2 separate regions of the Mus musculus genome follow, and region 2 is linked to region 1. A link is a loop called in an ENCODE intact Hi-C map of the cell type or tissue named here. Cell type or tissue: left cerebral cortex. All regions are shown on one strand. Each heading gives the region's core, and the rest is flanking DNA. Links, peaks and the distances in the headings are about the cores only. Region 1 holds the start of Gm34457 (a long non-coding RNA gene). Region 2 holds the start of Gm49890 (predicted gene, 49890).

Region 1 (11,078 bases), core at 933-8,932:
ATGCATCTAGCTGGTTAGAATTATTATCAGCGAAGGAGCCTTGCTGAGGAACAGAGGGGCGAGTTGACAGAGGAAGCCGGACTGAAGCAGTCCGCTCTTGGTTGGCAAAGGCTGGGAGGAAGCTGACCATGCCACGGGGAGGGGCTTCTGCTTCCGGAGGGCTCTGATAGTGACAGGCTCGAATCTCTCCTAGCCACGCCCTTCCAGAAGGCATCACAAAGCAATGCGGAGCAAGTTGTCTGAAGTCCACTGAGACTCGCTGATTTGGCTACACTACAGATACAAAGGACACAAGCTCTGCAACTACTTCTACTTCATGGTCCTTGGGTAGTCTGCCATGGAAGTTACTTCTGAATGTAGAGGCTTGCTGGAGAACCAGACAATCCCAGTTTGGTTTAATCATTGCAAGCAGCTCTTGGTAGAGGCACCTAGATTTGGCTTAAATGAAAGGGGAGGGGGAGCTGAATGGACTTCTGAATGGGAAGAGGTTGCCACAGTGAGGTAATCTCTCCAACAACTGAAAACACAGGAGCTAGCAAGGGAGGGAAAGACCGTGCTGACTTCATTGTGAGGCCCAGGACGGGATCTGTTTACCTTTAAGTTCACAGAGAGGTAGTGGAGTCAGGGAAGGAAAATAATATTTACCACACTTGACTGAAAATACAGGTCGTTTTGCTTCTCATGGTCTGGAAAACTTTTTGTTGTTTTTCTACTTTAAACCAGGAAGTTTCCAGAACCAAATCCGTCATCTAACAATTACCCAGTTCTCTGAACAACCTTGTCTGTTTTTCTCAGGTGAAAACAAGACTTCAAAGATGAAGTAACTTGCTTAAAACAACAGAGCAAGTCCCAGAGTTAGCCAGTGCTAGCCAGTGCAAAGACTCTATCCCAAGGCACCCTGACTTGTGGCTCAAACACCTCCACTTGTGTAAAATAATCATTTGTGATAATAATTATATTCTAGCTTGAGCTATGACCTCTGAATTCTGAATTAAAGAAAGGATATGCCTCCTCTAGACACCCCTTTCCTCAAAACTTGAGTATAGAGTAAGCCCAGTGGTGATAGCAGACACATAACTTTAATCCCATCCCTCAGGAGGCAGAGGCAGGTGGTTCTGTGAGTTTGAGGCCAGCCTGTTTTACAGAGTGATTTCCAGGACAACTAGGACTACACAGAGAAACTGTGTCTTGAAAAAACAAAACGAAACAAAACAAAAAACATAGAGTAAAACTGTCTTTAGTTCTGAATAGCATTCAGTAAGGAAGAGGGAAATGGAGAAGGAGGAAGGGAAATATCCACCTCCTGGTAAAAACGTGGAGGCTGCTGCTGACTCTGGAGTGTAACCTTGGCCCTGGATGTGAAAGACAAGGCCTGAGAGTTCATCTTTACTGAACACAGCTGTTATCTGAGTTTCTCTAGGCAGCTGCTCTGTCAGACTCCATTTGGACCACAAGGGAGCTGGGGTGGGTCAATCAGACTACTGAACCTTGCCATTTCTTTTAATATGAGCTATCCTAGGATTCAACTAATTGAAAAGTGAAAGAGAAGGAAAGAAAAATATGTCATATGGCTCCAACTGCAAAGGGAAGGGTGTAGCTGTGTCCACAGGAACATGAGTGGGATTGGTGACCACAGAACAGTGATTCTAATACTATGTATCACGTTTACTCAAGTGACTAGATGTCCATGCTTCTCTCTGGGGCACCGAGGGCACGGCATTACTCTTCTCATTACAGAAATGGTGTCAGGCTATCAAACATCAGCACCCAATCCCACTGACTCAGACAGTCCCAGTTTCTACACCTTTCCAAAAACAGCTCCATCTATGGGAAACCCCAAGTATCCCACTGACTCAGACAGTCTATGAGATTCTCTGTCCCAGTTTCTACACCTTTCCAAAACAGCTCCGCCTATGGGAAACCACAAGCATTTGCCTATGGGAAACCACAAGCATTTTCTGGTAATTCCTTCAAGTGCAGAGCTCAGAATTATAACATCACATACAATCTTCTTCACAATGGCTGGACACGGCCCTGTGTGCTGTTGGGGACAGGACAATGATGAGAAACCTGACATTCAGGGATATGAAAGAGAAACAGTGGTTTTTACGGCCCACTGCTGGGTGCTGAGATAGGTAGGGGATCAGAGGTCAGGCAATGATCCTGCTCACAGCAGTGACGTGTTTTCCAGGTTGGCCTCTCCTTAATCTCCGGTGATGCTCTCTGGGACACTCGCCCTCATCTTCCTAATTCAAGGGTTCATTCACTTACCCTTTATTACTTTCATTAAATAGTTTATCATTTTAAAACTACGAGCACATGGGCACTGAGAATGGATACACACTTATTAGTGAGCATCGAGGGAAGAAATCCTTGTTAAAACTTAGCTGAAATGCAGTTACATCATTTCCCCCTCCTCCTTTCTCCTACCCCTTCCCATGCTTGCATCCTTGCTCCATTAAGAGACTCCTCTTTCTCCAAGCACTGTTGTTACATATACATAGAAACAACAACAACAACAAAAAAATCACTCAGTACTGAGAACCAATTAAGGGGCTCTTCCCTAGGAAGACTCATTCTCCTCTGTCATCGGTTGCTAATTGCTTGTAAGACTTCCTCTAGGGTGTGACCTGATGAGGTCTTCTTTATCTGTGTTGGCATGTCAACTGGTGTTGTCGCTGTTCAGGTCTGGGTAGGCAGCCACACTGTTCCCTGTCATATCTAGAAAGCACAATCTCACAGCAGACTTCTTGGTCCTCTGACTCTTAGAACCTCTCCCCACCCCCCACCCCCCCCCACCCCCCCCCCCGTCTTCTGCAATGCTCCCTGGGCCTTAGTTAGGTGCAAGGTTTGGGTTATAGATGTGTTAACTAGGCCTGGGCACCCCCCCACACACACACACACAGCTATTTCTTTTCATTTTGACTAGTTGTGGCTTTCTGTGTTGGTCTCCCGACTTTGATGGTGGAGGTGGGGTGAGAACTTCTTTGATGGAATGTGAGAGTGAGAGTCTACCTTTGCCTGTGGTTAAGTATTTAGAGTGTAGTTAGGAATACATTGGCTTTAAGGAAGTGGCAGGATCTCCTGGGCTGGAGAGCTGGCTCAGGGCTTAAAGGCTAGATTCACAGCCAAAGAGACAAGTAGAAAAATTCTTAAACTTTAGTGCAAAGGACCAGACCAGCTTTGCCAGGTGGTGCTGAGCACCTTCTGTGTGCTCTGGATGAGCCTCTGCCTTGAATGGGAAATAGGAGCTCCAGCTTCACTCTGTCCCAAGGGATGTCCTAGTGGTTCCCTGTGTCACTTTCAGTCTTCATTGACCCAGCATCTCATGTCCTCTGGGAATAAATTTTTTTTTAAATGTTGCCAAGTGGCACTGTGCAGGAACTTCACATTGTTCCTTGTCATCCTTAGAGTTGTTCTTGAGTTCTGTGGAGGAACAGTACTTGTGTCAACATGCCTCCTCTGCACTAGAGATGTCCAGCCATGCTTTTCTAGCTGTCTTGATTTGTTGTTGTTGTTGTTGTTCCTTTTTACTTCAACACTCTTCTGGAGTCAGTGTTATAGTAATTTCAAAAGTCAAGTTGTATGACTCTTAATATTTTGCAGTCAAAGGACATTTTAAGTGGTAAGCACTTTTCTGATATTCTCATTTTACCGAGGGACTTCATAAAAGAATATCTTTTGATTTTAAAACAGTGAAGTAGAAGCTTGGGCACCAGTGATTTTGCGGGTTTTTAATTTGTCTGTTTCGATTTTCCAGGTAATTGTAGGTTGATGCCAGCTACAGCTGTAAGAGAATACATAGACAATGGAAACCTGAGGTGGGAGCTGGAGAGATGCTGTATGACAACACATAACCAGTGTGGACAAGGCGGGAGGAACTCAGTCATTAAAGCCCTTGCTGATCATGCAGAGGACCTGAGTCCAGTTCCCAGTCCTCACATGACAGCTAACAACCCTCTCTAACTCTAGTCCAGGGATCAAGAACACATGAGGTACATACATACAGGCAGGCAAAGCAGACACACACATCTAACAATAAATAAATATTTTTAAAAGTGGGGAAGGAAATAGAAACACTTGAGCCTTGTAGCAAGATTGTCTCCATGATTGCTTTACTAACTGCTCTGCAGTCATTCAGGAAAGATGAGAACTGCTCTGGTTGTCTAGACCAAGGATGCCCCACATCCCCAATGAGGTTTGGAAGAAAGCTTACCACTCAAACTGAAACAAAGAAGATCAAGAACAAGGAGGAAGACTGGGTGGAAGGGGAAGGGGGAGCAATAGCTGTGGGAAAGGCTGTGGGAGTCAGAGGGAATGGGGGACATTAGGAGAACATGGCCCACTGAATCAACTAAGCGGGACTCACATGTGCTCACAGAAACTAAAGCAGCAAGCACAGAGCCTACATGGGTCTATGCCAGACCCTTTACATCTATATTATAGCTCTTTGCTTAGTGGTTTGTGTGGGACTCTAACAGTGGAGAGAGGTGTATCTCTGACTCTTTCGCCTGCTCTTAGGACCCCCCCCCCAATTTGGTTGTCTTGCCTGGCATCAATCAATATGAGGGCTTTTGCCTTGTCTTATTGCATCTTGTTTTGTCCTGTTTGGCTGTTGTCTCTTGGAGGCCTTGGGGAAGAGTGGGGGGGGGGGGGGCGGGGAACTAGGTGGAATGTATGGTATGAGACAAAAGTCTACTTTTTAAAAAGTATGGCTGCAGTATTGCTCTCCCTGGTTGACAGTGTCTTTGGGGTCCAGTCCTTAACTGTGTGGATGGACAGAAGTTGAAGTGCTAAGTAACACAAGAAACTGGGCAGGAGATGATGGAGTGGGGCTAGAGAGCCTTCTAGACTAGGTTAAACTCTGACTATGAAATCACTTTCTTGGTATAACAATAGACTCTCTTGAGGATTCTACTTGGCTTGCTTCTGGTTCTGGTTCTGAGGATGTTGTCTGCAGAGACGAAGCAATACAAAATAAGACGTCCTGGCCGATAACAACTCAGTGACCAACAGTCCCAAGGGAAAACAAGCTTCTGGCAGATTAAAAACAGGAGAGAACGGTGGCTTCAGATGTCCCAATTATCAATAAAAGTATAAACTCGGAAACAGTCATTATACAAAGGATCTACAGTAGCCAATTTAATTTTTTAACATGAGCGCAGTAGGAAGACTGATAGTAACATAGGTGGGTGATAGGAAGGAAAGTTGAAGAACAAGTTTAACAACGGAAAAGTAAAGCAGAGAGCAGAAGGCTCATATTTCACCTTATTGGTGAATCGTGTCACCACGATTCAGTAAGCATGGGTCTTTCCACAGACGCTGTAGATTAACTGACGATCCACATTAGACTGGTCTTTCACTAAACAACAAACTGCCTGTTGATTTAAATAACAAAATATGGATAGTAATCTCGAACAAGTGAATACTTCACCCAAAGCTAACAAGGTACGCTTGAAAACGGTGCTATTAATCTTATACCACTACTAGGTAGACGGAGATTATTGTTTTTGAAAAAAGACTTTTTAAACTTACATTTTAATAGCAGGTTTGTCCTCTGTTCTATACAGTTGAGGGTATTTAAATGCCTGAGAGCCCAACTGTGCTTATTGAAGATGAATGTAATCTGGGGTTATCATAATTATCCAGAAGAACACATGAATATCTAGAATTGCTTGAGCAAATACATTATAGTGACTGATGTTATTCTGCCCTCTACTGGTGAAGATTGAAATTCACGCTGAGATGGGTTCCAGTCCAAAGACTGAATGACCAACGTGAATCAATCTCTCTCTCTCTTTCTCTCTCTTTCCCTCCCTCCCTCCCCTTTCCTCCCTTCCACTTTTTCTCTCTCCATCCTTCCCTCTCTTCCTCCCCCTCTCTCTCCCTCCCTCCTTCTCCAGGATCTCACTATGCAGCCTTGTCTGGCCCGGAACTTGATTTGCTGATCATGCTGGTTTTGAACTCACAGACATCTACCTGCCTTTGTCTCCAAAGCACTCGGATTAAAACCATGAATAACCACTCCTGGGTTGAACTAGAATGTCAGGGAATTTTTTCTCATAAAACAAAATGAGCAAAACAAACCAAAAAAGCAGAATTAGAATCTTGATTTATATATCTTGGTCAATTAATAAGAGCAGGGAAAAAATTGAACAGTATACAATCTCCTATTTACATTGCTAGGCCCATTATGTCATTCAAAACGGTCTGCATGCTGCTTTCCCCATATAAATGTAGCTACTGCCTTTCATCAAGAAGCCTCTCTTGGTAACAAATGGAGACCATCACAGAAAACCACAACTGGACACAATGTAGACAGCAACAGATCCTAGGAGAAGCAGCTCCAACAGATACATCTATATCCAGGTCACAGCTCCAGCATCTGCAACTCAGAGGACTCCAGGAAAGGGTCCAGAAGCAGATATATATATATATATTTCTGCAACCAAATGCCTTTCACCTTGTCCAGTGTCCTCCATATGCACATACAAGGGCTTGTGAAAAAGGTAAGGAATGGTTTCTTGACTTAACTTACCAAGATTTTCACTCTGTCATATACATTTCTATCAAGGCTCTGTTGGCCACTGAACAGTCTAGTGGCATTAGCTCTGCACTTACCCATTCTTCAGCATTTTCCCTCTGCAGGCTGAATTCCTAACCCGGCCACTTCTCCCTCCTCCTAGCCTGGGCATGGATATAAACATGTGTGTTATTAATGGTGACCACTGGACTGCAGCTATGCTGCAGGTTTCTATTTGCTGTGGGTATAACCAGAGGAGCCAGTTTAGGTGAGAGTCAGTGTCAGAGGGACTGGATGGAGCGTAGATGAAGCTCCTCCGACACCTGGTTTTGTTTTATTAATGCACACAGTCCCTGTTACTAACATGAATCAATTAAAGCCTGCCCAACTCTTTACTGGTCTGGGCCCTCCAATCTGTTGCCATTAAAGCAGAGACTTATTCTTTAATATCAACCAAGAACCAGTTGACTGCTTTGGTGATATGGGCAAGGGGGCTTAAATGGTAGGTCATAATTACTAGTGACTCATTCGCTCTATCTTTTTAGCAAGTGTTCTAGTTTGGTTTTTAAACACTTACCAAAAACAACTTAAGAAGAAAAAGATTTATTTCATCTTACAAGGCACACCATTATCAAGGGAAGCAAGGGCAGGAATCGGGAGGCAGGAACTGAAGCAGAGACCATGAAGGAGTGTTGCTTGCTTGCTTGCTTTCCCTGGCTTGCTCAGTCTGTCTGCTTGCTTCCTTCCTTTCTTTCTTAAAAGACATATTTGTGGTAGAAAGCTTTTTAATTGTTACTAAGTTTAAGACATATTTTCTTACTTTGGTACAAAATTTGTTTTGATACAAAATCAAGGTTTTCATTACTATAAATTTCTCCTATTGATACAAAAAATTTTGAAAGTACAGGGCTTAGATCCAGTCCTTCTATAACTGTTTTTATAAACTGGTCTGAGATGAATAAGCCGGTGAGTTAAGGGCCAAATAACAAATTCATGTCTCTAAGTTTATTGTTAGAGTGTTTTCAGATATTTAATTAGAAACAGCTGAGAGCAGTTAATGGACAACAGTCCAACAGATTACTTTACATAGATAGTTGGCTTTCAAAAACGTCAAAAATCACAGAATGTGACATTGAATGTTATTTATTCACTTGTGGTTGAGACAAATCTGCTTGTAACAGCTTCCCATTCATGGATTCAAAGAAGCAGCTGAACATCTAACCTCCAGGTGAGGCTGTACATTTGTGGCTAGGTGGCCACTGGGCAGAAATTGCCTATCTCTCTTGCAGACCTGTACTGTTCTTGAAAGGACACAATTTACAGGTTAGGACAGCTTTGTTCTGCCAAGACAGAATAGGCTAGTCCTTAATATTCTGGTATCTCTAAGGTCTGTCAGATGATCCTGGGCCAGAAGGCTGAAGACAGATAGATGCTTCAACTTCCTGACTTACTAGGGCTGTATAGGTAAGCAGCTGTCTCTACAGTTTGTCTCAGTTCTGGAAGCTGTGTTAGGCTTCCTATATATTTTCAGTAATGTTGGTTATTCTCAGATTTCTGATGGGGTTAAAAGATGACTTATAGTCTCTTAGCCAACCCAGTTATTTACATTGAGAGAACAGATTTGAGAGCATGGTTTTCAGATGGCATATAATCTAAAGCCAGGACATAAGTCAGGTGTAGAATTTTAAGTCTTTTAATTAGGACAGATGACATTGTTCTATCTTAATGACAAAAATGATAGACTGGGTGTTAGATCTATCTTATACCTTATAAATTACAAAATAGTAATAGTTGTGCTTAATTTATAGTTTTGAGAGAAAAGATTTTTTTATTTAATTAAACAGAAAGGGTGATATGTGGCAGGATTTTCCCTGTCCAATTACATTAAAATATTAGTGCAGCAGGAGGCCTGTGATTGGACAGGGAAAAGGGAGACAGAGCTAAGAGTTACACACACACACACACACACACACACACACACACACAGAGAGAGAGAGAGAGAGAGAGAGAGAGAGAGAGACTCGAGGGAGAGACGGGGGAAGCAAGATGGACACAGACAGGAAGGTACAGACTCAGTGTGGCATTAAATAGCCACAGGTACATAGGGCATCATAAAGGATAGAATAATTGGGAAATTGGGATAATTTGTCTAATCTAGGTGGGCAGCTGGTTTTTTTTTTTATTATCAATTGGTTCTGAAATCATTGCATTGGAATCTTGTGGATTGAGAATTTATTGATACATAAATCTGATTGGTTAATTATAAGCTTCAAGAGTTTTGTTTTACTGGGTTACTGGAAGGTGGGACCACTGACCACAGGGGGATTATGGCTGAGAGGGTACAGGTGGCACTGAGGCAGTGAACTGGAACTGCTATAGCAAGAGGTGTATTTTCAGTATATGAAAATCAATGGGATACAAGAGTCAACTCAGTGCTTCTTAGAAGGGGGAACAAAATACTCAAAAGAGGAAATATGCAGACAAAGTGTCGACTGAAAGAAAAAAGAGACTGAAGGAAAGGCCAACCAGAGACTGCCCCACCTGGGGATCCATCCCATATACAGTTACCAACTATTGTGGATGCCAGGAAATGCTTGCTGACAAGAGCCTGATATAGCTGTCTCTGGAAAGACTCTCTGCCAGACCCTGACAAATACAGAGGCAGTGGTGGATACTCATTGGACTGAGCGCAGGGTCCCTGATGGAGGAGTTGGAGAAGGCACTGAAGGAGCTGAGGGGGTTTGCAGTCCCATGGAGGCGTTAACATGCCAGACCCTCTGGAGCTCATGGGGACTAGATCACCAACCAAAGAGTACCCATAGAGGGATCCATGGCTCCGGCCGCCGCATATGTGGCAGAAGATGGCCTTATTGGACATCAATCAGAGAGAGAAGTGGCCCTTGGGCCTGAGGTGGGGTTCGATGACCCAGTGAAGGGGAATGCCAGGGCGGGAAGGCAGGAGTGAGTGGGTGGGTGGGAGAGCACCCTCATAGAGGCAGGGGGAGGGTGGATGGGATGGGGGTTTCCGAAGGGGAGACCTGGAAAGAGGAAAACATTTGAAATGTAAATAAAGAAAATATCCAATTAAAAAATCAATGGGCTAGCCGGGCGTGGGGGAGGCAGAGGCAGGCGGATTTCTGAGTGCTAGGCCAGCCTGGTCTACAAAGTGAGTTCCAGGACAGAGAAACCCTATCTCGGAAAAACAAACAAACAAACAAACAAACAAACCAAAAAAACAATGGGATATGATATTTAAGAAGAATTCGTTTATCAGTCAAACATGATACTTTCCTCTGCAGCCTTGCTCTTAGTTCCTTGGGCTCCCTTCCACAGTGTAGTTAAGGGTGGTGTCAGGTGCTGTGACTTCACAGCAGGTAGGAGGTCCAAAAACCCATTCTTTCCTTTCTCCCTACAGCTGCTCATTGCCCAAATTGCACGCACGTATGGTGCATATGGAGACTTGATGTTTTATAAAATAATCTCAAAGAATGACAGACAAAGAATATTCTGGCACTGGGTCAGTTTTTGTTAAGAAAGGACCTCCTGTGCCTTTTGGAGCCAGCCAACCAGATAGTCCTCTGTGCTGCCTTCTGGGATGAGGATAACGGGGGGGGGGGGGGGGGGGGCAGGGGGCGTGGATATCAGCTACGCGCGGTTTCCTGCCTCTATGACGTCACTGTAGCGGGTCATTCCTTCCGCCCCAAAAGCACATCTCACAAACAAGCACATACCACTCTCAGCAGTTGCCCGAAACTTTCGCTTTTTTCCCGTGGTTTTTCACTTTTCAAAGAAACTCAGAGTCACAAGGAAAGCGAAACACCTGTGCGGATGGGCGGCACATGGAGACAGGAAAACACTGCGGCAGGGGAATAAGCGGATTCTTTGGGCGAGAAAGCTGGTGGAGAGGAAAGGCACCCGTGCGGCGCCAGTGCCTGTGGGTGCATATTGGTCCGCACCGTGGGAGAGCCCCTATGCGGGGGCGTGCACATCACTGACTGCACAGGGATCACTCTGCCAGAGGAATGGTGTGTTTTCCTCTTTCCAGAGTTTAACCCAGGCTTTCACGCGGTTCCAGCTTCAACAAGCAGAGCGCCCTGTGACACTCAGCAGACAAACACTTTGGTATTCTGAGACAGCTCAGTTTGTAGAGGACTCACTAGAGAGAATATACAGGAAAGATACCAAAATAACATTCAGGGGACATTAATGCACTTTCTGCTCCAAGAGCCCCATCCCTTCGTTCTTAGTGTTTGTATATTTATTCATGTAAGTGTGTGAACACATGCATCATGTCATACATATGACAAGCAGAAGACAGTATTCAGGAGTTGGTTCACTCTTCCACCATGGGACTTCTGAATCCGGCGATCACTGTGCCTTGGGGGAATCTGAAGTCCCTTCTCTCCTTCAGACACTAGGAAGGGGAAATTTTTATTTGGCCCAGGAGCACAAATGTTTTCCTGCTAAACAAGAGTTTTGAGGCAAGTCACAGCCCAGAAATCCAGCAGGACCAAGCTGCACATCACCAGAGCGGCCAGCAGATGGAGCAGGAGGA
Region 2 (11,078 bases), core at 1,831-9,830, 64 kb before region 1:
CAGCACACTCCATTTGCCCAGCACCACAATTTAAGAGTCTTTCTCTCCTCTCTGCCTCTTTGTCTCTCTGTCTCTCTGTCTCTCTGTGTCTCTCTCTGTCTCTCTGTCTCTCTCTCTCTCTGCAGTGATTACAGAAGGTTGGCATTTTAGTATTTTCACTGTTTTTTGTTTGTTTTTGTTTTTCTGGTTGAAAAACCAAAAGACAGAATAAGGATCTTGGAAATTTATCCATGCTGCGTCTACAGAAGACCTCTGCTCCATTATGAGGCCTTGACTGTACTTCCCACTGTACTCGATAATGCCAGTAGAAGGTGCCTGAGACTCATTGCCACATTCCTAATTTAGTTTACAAACACAAAACCCATGATTCCTCCAAACATGATTTCTAGAACTTTCTTTTCAAAATAGAAGCAGCTGGCCATCACTGTCCTTTTCAAAGCACAAAGGATCACATCTGCACTTTTCATGTTGAGCATGACCGCGTTCTTAAGGGACTAGCCAATTTCTTTAGAATAAGAAATGGGTGAGTCTAATTTAGGGCGTCCCAACCTTATTGAAAGAAATCCACAGGTTCCTTGTTTCTTGTTTTCTTGTTTTGTTTTGTTTGCTGTGTTTTGTTTTATGAGGACATCTGGGCTTACTATTTTCTCACACATACACTAAGAGATGGGCATCGCAACATTTCCGTGAGTTTAGATGGACCATTTTGCATTTCTAGTTCTTAAGGAAAACATTTCTTGATGAAAAATACTTTGTCTAGGTGAGATTGGAGGGTTTTTTTTATTACTAATTATCAGACAGGGTATTGATTGGATATAAGTTTAGCAAGTGGTGGTCTGGGGATGATTTGATGGAGGGTGGAAAACAAAGGCAGGAGACACAAGGCTCCTAAACAGCTGGTCACAGAGCATTGGAGAAGCCGATAAACACATGTGCCTTTTAAGGAAAGTAAGCAGGCAGAGTCACACTCTACACCATTGGACTTCTCAGTCTCTAAAAACTGCAGAGACTCGACTCAGGATTCTTCATCTAAGCCTGAAGAACCTGAAGCGAAACAGAAAACTGCCCAGAACAAACACCAAAGGCCATGTCCACCCTCCAGGCGAATGTGTTGAACTAGCTTGTGATCCTGATAGAATTTTAAAAGACTCATCTAAAATCCTTACTGAGAGAAATCTTTTACCTCATTTGAGACCCTCATTTAAAAAAAAAAATAATCCCAGGATTTTGTAACAGATTATTTCTCTGGTTTTCCAGCTAGAGATACCAGGCAGCCAAAGCCACAGGACAGGCAACCATTTCTCTCAGTTCTTGGTCTCAGTGGGCAGCGCTTGCCAGACACTGGTGTGTACTTTGAAGAACGGGCATCTTGAAAAGCCAGTCCTGGCTCAGCAGTTGTCTCCTGCAAGCTCCCAGGGAGGCCAGTGCTGCTAGTCTGTGGTGCACTCTTAGTGAGTGGGAAGTCTCTAACTGTGGATCCAATCCTACACATCTACTGCACAAAGCCCTTCCCAGCAGCCCCTCCCATGCTCTCCCATCTATATCCTTACCTCACTCAGTCATCACTCACGTAACCTAAAGCTAACAGACGGGGAAGCCATCACCAGGGTTTGGGTAAGAAGAATAACTGACTTTTTTTCTTTGGAATGATCTTACGTTTATTACAGCTGGGTTTCAATGTTTCTCTGCTTTTGTGGTACTTAACATCTGATGTCTCTGTAAGTTGTGAAGCAAATTATAAGTAATGAGTGATGATGATTTGCATCCGAAGCCCGGAGCCAGGCTGAAGCTATCATGATATTGCTTTCAAGAGATGAACTCAGAGTGAGATCGTACCAAAACTTACACTGTCACAGCCCAGTTAGTAATTGATATCAAGTCTGTGTAGACCTATTCTAAGCTTCCTCGTGTGTTTGCAGTTGAGAACTACTTCCTTCTCATTGTTACCCTTTGTGGATTCAAAACACCGATGATTCAAAGATGAGCAAGGCCCGGGATCAGAAAGATTTGTTTGTGAGAGAAATTCAGAGCCGTGTGCATGTTAGCCACTGTGTGTGAGCAGCTGGTGTTACTCACTACATTTTCAATAAAGAGAAGTCTCCTGACAGCTCCTAAAATGGGAGCTGGATGAGCAAGGCTGAAAGATTCTGGAAACTGATACAGCATTTGATAAATTTTATGTAACTAAAGGCGATCCAAAGATGTCATTTCAATTTTTAAAAATATTATATTTATTTATCTACTTAGCCTGCGAAGGGTGTGTGTGTGTGTGTGTGTGTGTGTGTGTACATGCACAGGTACAAGCCGTGGCATACAGGTGGAGGTCAAAGGATAACTGGTAGGAGTGGGTCATTCCTTCCATCATGTGGGTCTAGGAATTAAAGTTGGATCCCTAGGCAAGCTCCCTTACCCGAGCTGTCCAGACGGCTCGTTTTATGTAAAATGGAATAGAACCAAATACCTTTTGAACACATTTCTATAAAAATCCATCTAAGAAACAAACTTAAATATGATTCTTTTTCTACCTCACTCAGTTTATTTCAATAATTCATGTATTTCCTTAACTGTTCTTCTGTATGGAAATTAGGTGAGATAGAATATTTAGAGAAAACAACACTATTGTATGAAGTGACATTCTAAACCTCAGCATGGAATAAAGGACATGGTGTCAGATGACAGCCTTGGCTTGCTGCTATTTACCCATGCTATCCCATGTGAAGAGTGCGCACTGTCTCCATTAGGGTTATTCGTGTCTCACTGCACACATAACCCAAAATGCATTCCTCCCACCCCTCCTTCTACACCTAATACTATCAAAAATAAAAGGCATGGGATTGGAGCTTTCAAAAAAAATTAAAGCTAGAAGAAGATTCTTTTAAACATCTGAAAACTTTATGTTTCCTAAGGACAAATGAGGAACCACATTTGTTTTTGAAAGCTTTACTGTTTTATTAATCACATATTTTTTTCCATTTACTTTCATCTTATCTTTAACTGTACGACACTTGAGAATACTCTCAGATATTCATCCGCCACCGTCTAGTTTTAACAGATGGGAACACTATGGGAAGAGAGCTGTTATGTTGCCTGTTAGGTTTTTTTCCCATTAAAAAGAAATATTTCTTAAAAATCATATTTAAAGTCTAAGAAACTGGCAACCTTTCCAATGGGTTGGGTGAGCAGCCAACACTGAAACTGTTTGCTATGTTCCGTTCACAAGCCCATCGGAACTTTAATGGGTGAGAAGGGGGCCTCTTTTCTATGCTTTGTGTAGCACTTGGGTGTTCAAAATTATGTATTTGTTTGGGGGACAAATAACTTGTCTGCCTGGATCAAAGCCTGAAAGACAAATGTTTGTTTTTCTTTACATTGATGTTTATAATTTGAAATGTATTATCTTTTTTTGATTATTTGCTATTCAAAGTATCATGCTATATAATTTTAGATAAGCATTAAGCAGTTTCATCTGTAATAGTAATTTAGACTTCTGCTTAAACCTTAAAGAAAAAAAGTCCCATAAATGAAGTGCCTGTAGTTGCTCATCTATTAGGTTTTCTGTTGGAGTTTGAGTCTTTCCTGGCCGGGTTTATATTACCACCCCCCCTTCCCATTTCACCAAAAGAATTATGTTTAAATGGCCACTTACATTTGACAACATCCTGATTCAATAAATAAAATTAGAGTAATATTTTTGCACTTCAAAGCATGCTTTTGGGTTTTCTATGGATAGACAAACACTTAGCTCTTTCTAGATTCTCATTTTAAGGCTTGCTTTTCATGATTTGGGGGTATTTGATTCTCCCCCCTCTGCACTCAGACTATAAACTTTAAAGCTAACTTCAAAAAAACTTCACAATTACTTTAATAGTGACATGTTTGACTGCCGATTCTTATTTTTTGATCAAGGTAGTGGATCAACCTTGAGAGTTTTCAGTTCTTCAAAATGGAGTTCATGAGTCAGAGCCATTTTCAGGTGAAGTGTAATGGTTCCTACCATTGTGCATTCAACACTGTTAACCATTAATCATCACGACCTTAACACACATAACTTGGGTGTAGGAGAGAGCATTAAAAAAAAACATTTTATGCACCTGCTTCATAAGGAAAAATTAAACCCGAGTTTCTCACATAAGTCTTAAGCTCATATATATGCATGTTAGTGTAATTTGTGTAATAAATCAACCCTATTTGGCTTGTCTTTTCTGTAGTCGGCTAAGCAAATGAGTACCACCTCATTAAGGAACATCTGGTGAGTAATTTTCACCTGGTTTGAATATGTGATTTTTTTTTTACACTGAGATGTTATCTCATCATTAATTAAACATCACCATGAATTTTATTCGTCTCCTTTCCTCACCCCACTTGTAGAATTTTTCTTGGTGGGTAATGGGACTTTTGCTAAAATGTAATTGCATTTACTTGTACAAAGACAATTTCCACCCTCTTAAATCAGTGTAAAAGGCCTCATGCTGTGCTTGCAGACTACAGAAAAAAAAATATGTTGCTGTGTATAATTCTGTATTTGCTTGAGAATTTCCAAGATGGGCAACCTAACCTCTACCTTTTAGGTAATTGAAACTTACATGGAAAGGATTGGGAAAGCGCATGTCTCTGCTTGTACGCTCTAGTATTAAACATGAATCTCATCGGACAATAAAAATGACGTGCTTGGAGACAGGGCAGTGCACGGGAGCATTCATACAAAGGCAACGCCAGTAAAGAGATTCAGAGAGCAGCACTCAGGCTGCTCAAGAACAAGATCCGGAGCAGGTGGGTACAGAAAAAAAACGTCCAGGAAGGCCTCAAGGCAGCCAAGACCAGGATGCCAGGGATGGGAGAGCTCCCCTCCGGCTTGAACGCCATTGGATCCCTGGGCTGCACCAGTCGCCAGGGTTTCTGAAGACCCCTGCCAGCATCGCCGCTGGCCTGCTGGTCAAGAATGCCGGGGCTCGCGCAGGTTGCCACGCGGTGGCTGCCGCCCCAGCGGTGACTGTCGCGAACCTTGCCTAGCCGCGGCGCTCGGGAGCTGCGCCGGCTGCAGCTGGTGCTGGCCGGGCGGAGGCGCGGCCGGTCCCGTCGGGGCGGGGCCGGGGCGGGGCGTCGGGCCGCGCGGCAGGTGTGGGCGCGCGGAGGTGGCACAGCCCGCGGCGCTTTCTTTCGACCTGCGCACAACGCGGGACGCAGAGGCGCGCGCGGGGTGCGTGGAGGCCGCAGGTAAGCGGGCCCGGGCGCGCGGCGAGCCACCCTGGGGTTGGTGGGAGCCGAGGGACGAGGCGGCTCGGCGGCGCGCGTGGGGAGCGGAGGCGCGGTCCCGCACAGCCACCCGCGCTCGGCCACACGCTCGGGCCGCGCGCGATCCTCGAGCGCGCAGGGAAGCAGAGCGCGGCGTGCGTGCTGGAGCGCTCTCCGCTGGGGAGTCCCCGCGTTGCCCACGCACCATTTCAAACTCTGGGTGCTTTGGAAACTTCCCGGGGGCTTCTCCGGTGGAGTGCACAGAAACGAGGCGTGCGGTGAGAACCCCCACAGCCGAGGATTCGCTTGTTTTCAGTTCGTACTCGTATGGTGGAAAAAGGATGAAGGATGTTCGTCAGCTCCTGCCCCTTCTCTCCGTGACCCTCCCTTGGAAGGGCCGGCTCCTCGGCTGCTGCAGGGTTTCCTCAGCCAGGCAGTGGCCGCGTAGGGAGCAGCGAAACAAGCTTAGGTGGCCTCCTAAAGAGCTAAAGGACAGGGACAGGCAATGGGGCTCACAACCTGCACCAAGGGTTGGAGCTGTGGCCCTCCTGCCTGGGGACTGCTTCTGGAATCCGAATCCCGTCTTTCAGCTTCCTCATTGAAATCCTGGCACCTTTGAAGTGGAATTAGAGGGGGAAGTAGGCACGAATTTTTTATTTTTATTTATTTATTTATTTTGCGGGAGTTTATTACCTGTGGATTAAAATACTTGGTGAACGGGAGTTTCGACAATGCTCAGTTTTATCATTTGTTTTGAGAAAGTTTTGGTTGACTTGATTTTTGTTTTAAGTGATTTAAAAGTGACGCTCGACTTTAGGTTTATTGAGTTTCTCGTGTTTGGTTGGAGGGGAGCTAACTTTTTAAGTTGTTTCCCACTGTCATTCTGGTTATTGTTCAGTATCTCCAGAGGCAGTTCCGTAGGTATTTTATTTTGATTTTTATCATCAAAAAAAAAAAGGCTTAAAATAATATTGTGCGGTTGTCCCCCACCAAGGAAGTAATATAGTTCGCTTCCTTTCTCCTTTGTAACTTGTACAGGGCCTCTTGAAAACTAGGTTGGGTCCCCAAATAGGCATTTTTGATTCGTGTTTAATAGACTTTTTTTTGGAGGTGGGGTGGGCCTTCTGGAAACTTTTCTTTTACATCATATTAGGTCTTTATTTTATACGTAGGTATTGCCTTCATGGTTGATGTGAGAGAGAGCAAGAAGCCTGAAAGCTAGAAGAGCCTAGAAGGCTCTTGAAGTTTTATAAATTCTGAAGAGTACATAGTAGTGACTAAATCCTTGACGGACAGTGTGGACTCGGCTTGTTTTAAATAGGTTATTATAGGACGAAAGCTATGAGACATCTACTATTTGAATATCTTTATAAAAATGGAAGTGGAAAAAAATGGAGAACAAGAAATGTGTATCATTTTCCCCTCATTTTGAAATCATTTTTCTTGATTTGCCCCAGAACTGAAGCTATATTAAATACCGTTGTTAACTATTTAGGGTACTTATAGAACATTAATTGATTTGTTTTAACAATAATTTTCTTCAGTGATAGGTTTTTGTTAAATGTGTTTTGCTGGGAATATTGACGCCTTGAGATTAGAAAACATTAAATTCTTCGTAATTGCCACAATTGCATTACTTGTGTCTAAGTATTTTTATCATTTGAACATTGTGGGGGCTCTTAACTTTAAACGTAAAAAGGCGAAAATGTAACCTCTGATTACTAACATTTAAGGGATAAAATATAGTATTAAAAGACAATATGGAATTTGAAGGCATTTTAGGATAGATAATTCTCTAATCATAAACAAGAAAGGGCTAGTAATAATGCTTTAAAACATCTTCTTGATATATTTAATAACTAGTTGCTTAAAAAGTAACCCCCAAATGTCTCAAAAGTTTTAATGAGTGATAAATTTTGTTATTACATAGTTCTGCAATGTAGGGAAAAAAAAACTTTTGTTGAATCTAGAATAGATGCAGCTTAAGTAAAAGAAATGGTGAAATTTGATCTTTGCATTTTGAGCTACATTTTCACTGGGGGCTTTTAAACAATGACAGTAAATTGTATAGAAAGTAGATCAGTTATTTAATCTGTACATGTAAGTACCCTAATGTGCTTGCTTCATTTGTAGAGTCTCCGGCTGTCTTTCACTCCAGGCTTAAAAAAACAAAACAACAACAACAAAAAAAAAAACAAACAAACTTGGGAGGAGGTTGGAGATGATGGAGGAAGCTTTCCATTGCACATGGGTGTGGGGGAAATCTGTGTTGACTTCAGGAGTAAGGAGGTTAAAAGGTAGAGTGTAGGGTCAAGATTTACTTGTAGATTCATTCTCTAGGACCTTCTGCTTTTCCTGGGATTAACATTTTAAGCAATATACAGTTATTGCATGCATGACAGCAGAGGGGGGAAAGTCCTCTTCCAATAACCTTGAAACCCTGATTCTGGCTTTATCAAGTATGTTCTGTTTCGTATTTTCTAGCCGATCCTAGCTACTGAGCACTTGAAGCCAACTTGCAGATTACAGAGAATTCGCTAGGTGATTTCTATTTTCAGAGAAATACTCTTTTGAGACACCATTATTTTAATATCCCAAATAGCACCAATCTTCTGAGCAAAACAATAATTGTCCTAGTAATTTAAAACTACACTTTTAGCAGGGAAAATGCAATGTACATGACTGCCAATGCTCATACTATGATCTTCTTTGGTCCACTTCCATTTCTTGCTTTGTGATGTCTCTGACACATCATTCTGATGCAAGAAACTTGAGGCGGGGGAAGCGGGGGTGGGGAGCGTTCAGAAAACAAGCAATGCGTGTTGATCCTCTTTCTGCTGTATAAGCCTGAGTCTTCGTGACACAGATCCACAAGTCTGAGAGTCTTCACCCCACTCCCCTTTACTGAGTCTGAGAGAAGACAGGACAGACAAGAGTCAGCTCTGCCATTTGCAAAGCGGAAGCTTGTGCTCCACAGCAGATCCAGTCCGTGGTCTAACTCAGTTTTACTTCCTTGCCAGGGGCATAACAACTGGAGTTAAAAGACTTATACCCAGATGGGGAAATTAGTGCCATTTGTGTATAGGCTGTAGCCTTATTGAAGCTGCTTTCAAAGTAATTGGGACGAAATCAAGACATAGTATGATTTAATTATAAGTCCTCTAGGGTGGGTAGTGGGTAGGAGTCTGTGGCTCAGAATATATTTAGGCTTTTCACTTATGTTGAGTTTTTTTACAGTTTGCATTGTAGTTGTTCGTGCGTGCTCATGTGTGTGTGTGTGTGTGTGTGTGTGTGTGTGTGTATGTGTGAGAGAGAGAGAGGGAGAGAGAGAGAGATTTACTTATGCTTATATAATTTGGAAGATGGGAAAGGTATAAAGTAGTGAATTTTAGCTATTAAATTGGTTTAAGTTTTCTGCTGAGGTTATTCTTTGATGGACTGTCTTCATTGTGTTTTAAGTTGATGCCCTTTGGAAGTAATTCTGATCTCGAACCGGGATGGCGGTGGTGGGAGAAACCTACTGTGTCTAAAAGCCATTCTAACCTGACAATTGAAACCTTCCTTTAGTTATCTCTGACAATTTCAGGTAGACTTTGACCATGTTAATAAGCTGAATGTGTGTTGCATAACTTAAGAGAATTCAGCCCTGAAAGTCGTGCTCCACAACTTGTGGGCTGAGTGATTTTTTTCTCTCTCTCTGATTTAAGTATAGCATGCAATGTCTAGTCGAGACCAATATTTCTATACGTCTCTGTTAAAAATTGTTTAGAATCTAGTGTTTTAATACAGGCAAGGGACTGATAGCCCAGAATCCAACTCATGAGAGCTACTACCTAACACAGTCTGAGATTGCTAAATTATAGTGTGCTATAGATATAGTCCTCTTCACAGAGTTGCTATTGAGTCACCTGTGGAGATTGTTAACTGTTTCCTGACTTAAGCCTGGCTGTTTAGTGATCATCACAACGCCAGTGATCAAATTCTTTTGTGAGTCTTAAATAACAACAGTGACTTTGCTCTGTACCTACAAAGCCCTGGGTTCAATCCCCATCACCGAAATAAAGCAAAACCAGATTAAAAGTGTGAGTGTCTGGACAGATGGGAGTCTGACTCCTTCGGCTCTACAGGTGAGTGGAGCCTTTTAAATGAGGAGTAGCTTTAGACCAGAACTTTCATGTTTCTGCCGGTCATTCTGTTGCCTGGTGAGTCCTGTCCTGTCCTGTTCTGTGCCATAACTCAAAACTAACTGACCGGCTTCCTTCTCTCTCTCTCTCTCTCTCTCTCTCTCTCTCTCTCTCTCTCTCTCTCTCTCTCTCTCTCTCTCTCAAATGGATAGAGTGTGGAATCTAATTAAACTTAAAAAATATTTTTTTTTAAAGTGAAGTCAGATTTCATCCTGACTTCAGTAACTCTGAAACACCTCTCGGTACCCAGTCATCTCCAGTGGCAGACTAAAGCCCTCGGGGGCTTCAGAGATAGGATTAAGATGAGGTTTTATGTGCAAGCAAAGAAAAAGGTTGGATTTTATTTCAAAGTAACAGATAAGTAGATATACCTAGATTGATGTGTGATGGCTAGCTTCTATTTGCTTTTAGTAATTGAGCAGTCACAGTTTTATAACACTTTAACTCCTGGAGACAAATTTTTAGTTTTATATAAAAGGAAAATTTCACTTAAGTCCTCTTGATCTTATTAAATATTGAGTCAAATTAGCTCAGAGATGCTTGCTTTTTGTGATTTATCACTTTCAACCACCAGTAGCTGAGAATATTTTGATGAAAAAGAGAAATAAATGAAGATAAAATGAGGAAAATGTAAAGTAAAGACCAGTCAGATTAATTTTTGAAGCACTAAATCTTTAATATGATTTTTCCTGTTTGGGGGTTTTCAAGTCCTGGTGAAATGCCCATGTATTTGAAGTAATGACAAAGAGGATGAATTTGAAAGCTCTACTTTCCTTTATTGATAAATGTATTTGATAATTTTTCAAAGCTGATGTCCAGAATTTTGTTTTACTTAACAATTGATCAAAACAATAAATAAAAATGGAAAAGTAAGTCTCAGTTAAGGAACAAATTCATTTAAAGCCAGTCTTTGTTTTGAAGAATTCATTTTACCAATTACAAGTGTTCGTAGGTTTTTTTTTCCCCTGAAATTTACTAAATTAGAAGCGGTAAGAAAACTGTGTATTTAGAAATAACTGGCGGATTGACAAGCTTTAGCACTAATTAGTGAAGCTAAAAATAATGTGTGCTGGACATATTAAAATATAAAAACAGCTTGTCATTGTTATTCACTTGTAGTTCAGAACCCATCTCATTAACACGGATACAGAACTGCCTTCTTGGACCAGAGAATCAATATCACCCAGAGCTTTTTGTCAAAATCAAATAAAATATGTGTCTCACCTGTCTTGTTGGCAGAGCAGTACTGACTGTAGAGTTGTCTTCATCTTCTGATGGTTTTCTGTGCCCCATGCTTTGTGTGTACTATGGGAGACCTTCTCCACAGTTCTCGTGATTTAGCTGCCGTGATCGTTTTTATTTTACAGACTGGAAAACTGGCCTGGAAAGATTAAAGATTTCAGAAATCTCCTAAACGGTGCAGTCTGTGTGTTTCCTATCTCACCTCTGCTTTTAATTTGCTGTATATAATGATATTTAAGCAGATTATTTGTTATTTTTTTAAGTTGGTTTGAGAGTCATTATATTGTAGTGTGTGTGTTCTTTCTTAAATTTTAGAATTGGTTCAAGCCTCAAGTCCACATCCATAAAGGTATAGGAGATAGACAGACTATTACTATAAGTAAAGTAATAGCTTAGGACCCACATGTAAAGTGGTGGGTT

What was found. Hi-C counts contacts between places; a loop is a spot of excess contacts. Peaks named below come from ENCODE experiments on the same cell type or tissue, not always from the same donor. Only the 100,000 strongest peaks of a DNase experiment are listed, where the experiment ranks them.
Region 2: it touches region 1 in a loop (2.7-fold over the local background); 11 of 42 quality-filtered maps call a loop at or near these places.

The regions. Positions count from the first base shown.
Region 1 is chr4:88,867,534-88,878,611 of GRCm38, reverse strand. It overlaps Gm34457 (a long non-coding RNA gene), which reads right to left and starts at 6,685. Exons shown (of 3, transcript XR_390701.3): 1 at 6,622-6,685; 2 at 5,268-5,378; 3 at 3,717-3,787. In left cerebral cortex, for the core only: CTCF peaks have their summits at 1,889, 5,513 and 5,720 (motif pointing left); a DNase peak (open chromatin) is centred at 5,716.
Region 2 is chr4:88,932,533-88,943,610 of GRCm38, reverse strand. Gm49890 (predicted gene, 49890) reads left to right here and starts at 1,569. Exons shown (of 3, transcript NR_132735.1): 1 at 1,569-1,614. In left cerebral cortex, for the core only: no CTCF peak of the experiment used is centred there; DNase peaks (open chromatin) are centred at 2,017, 4,981 and 5,459; H3K4me3 peaks cover 1,628 bases; H3K27ac peaks cover 1,110 bases.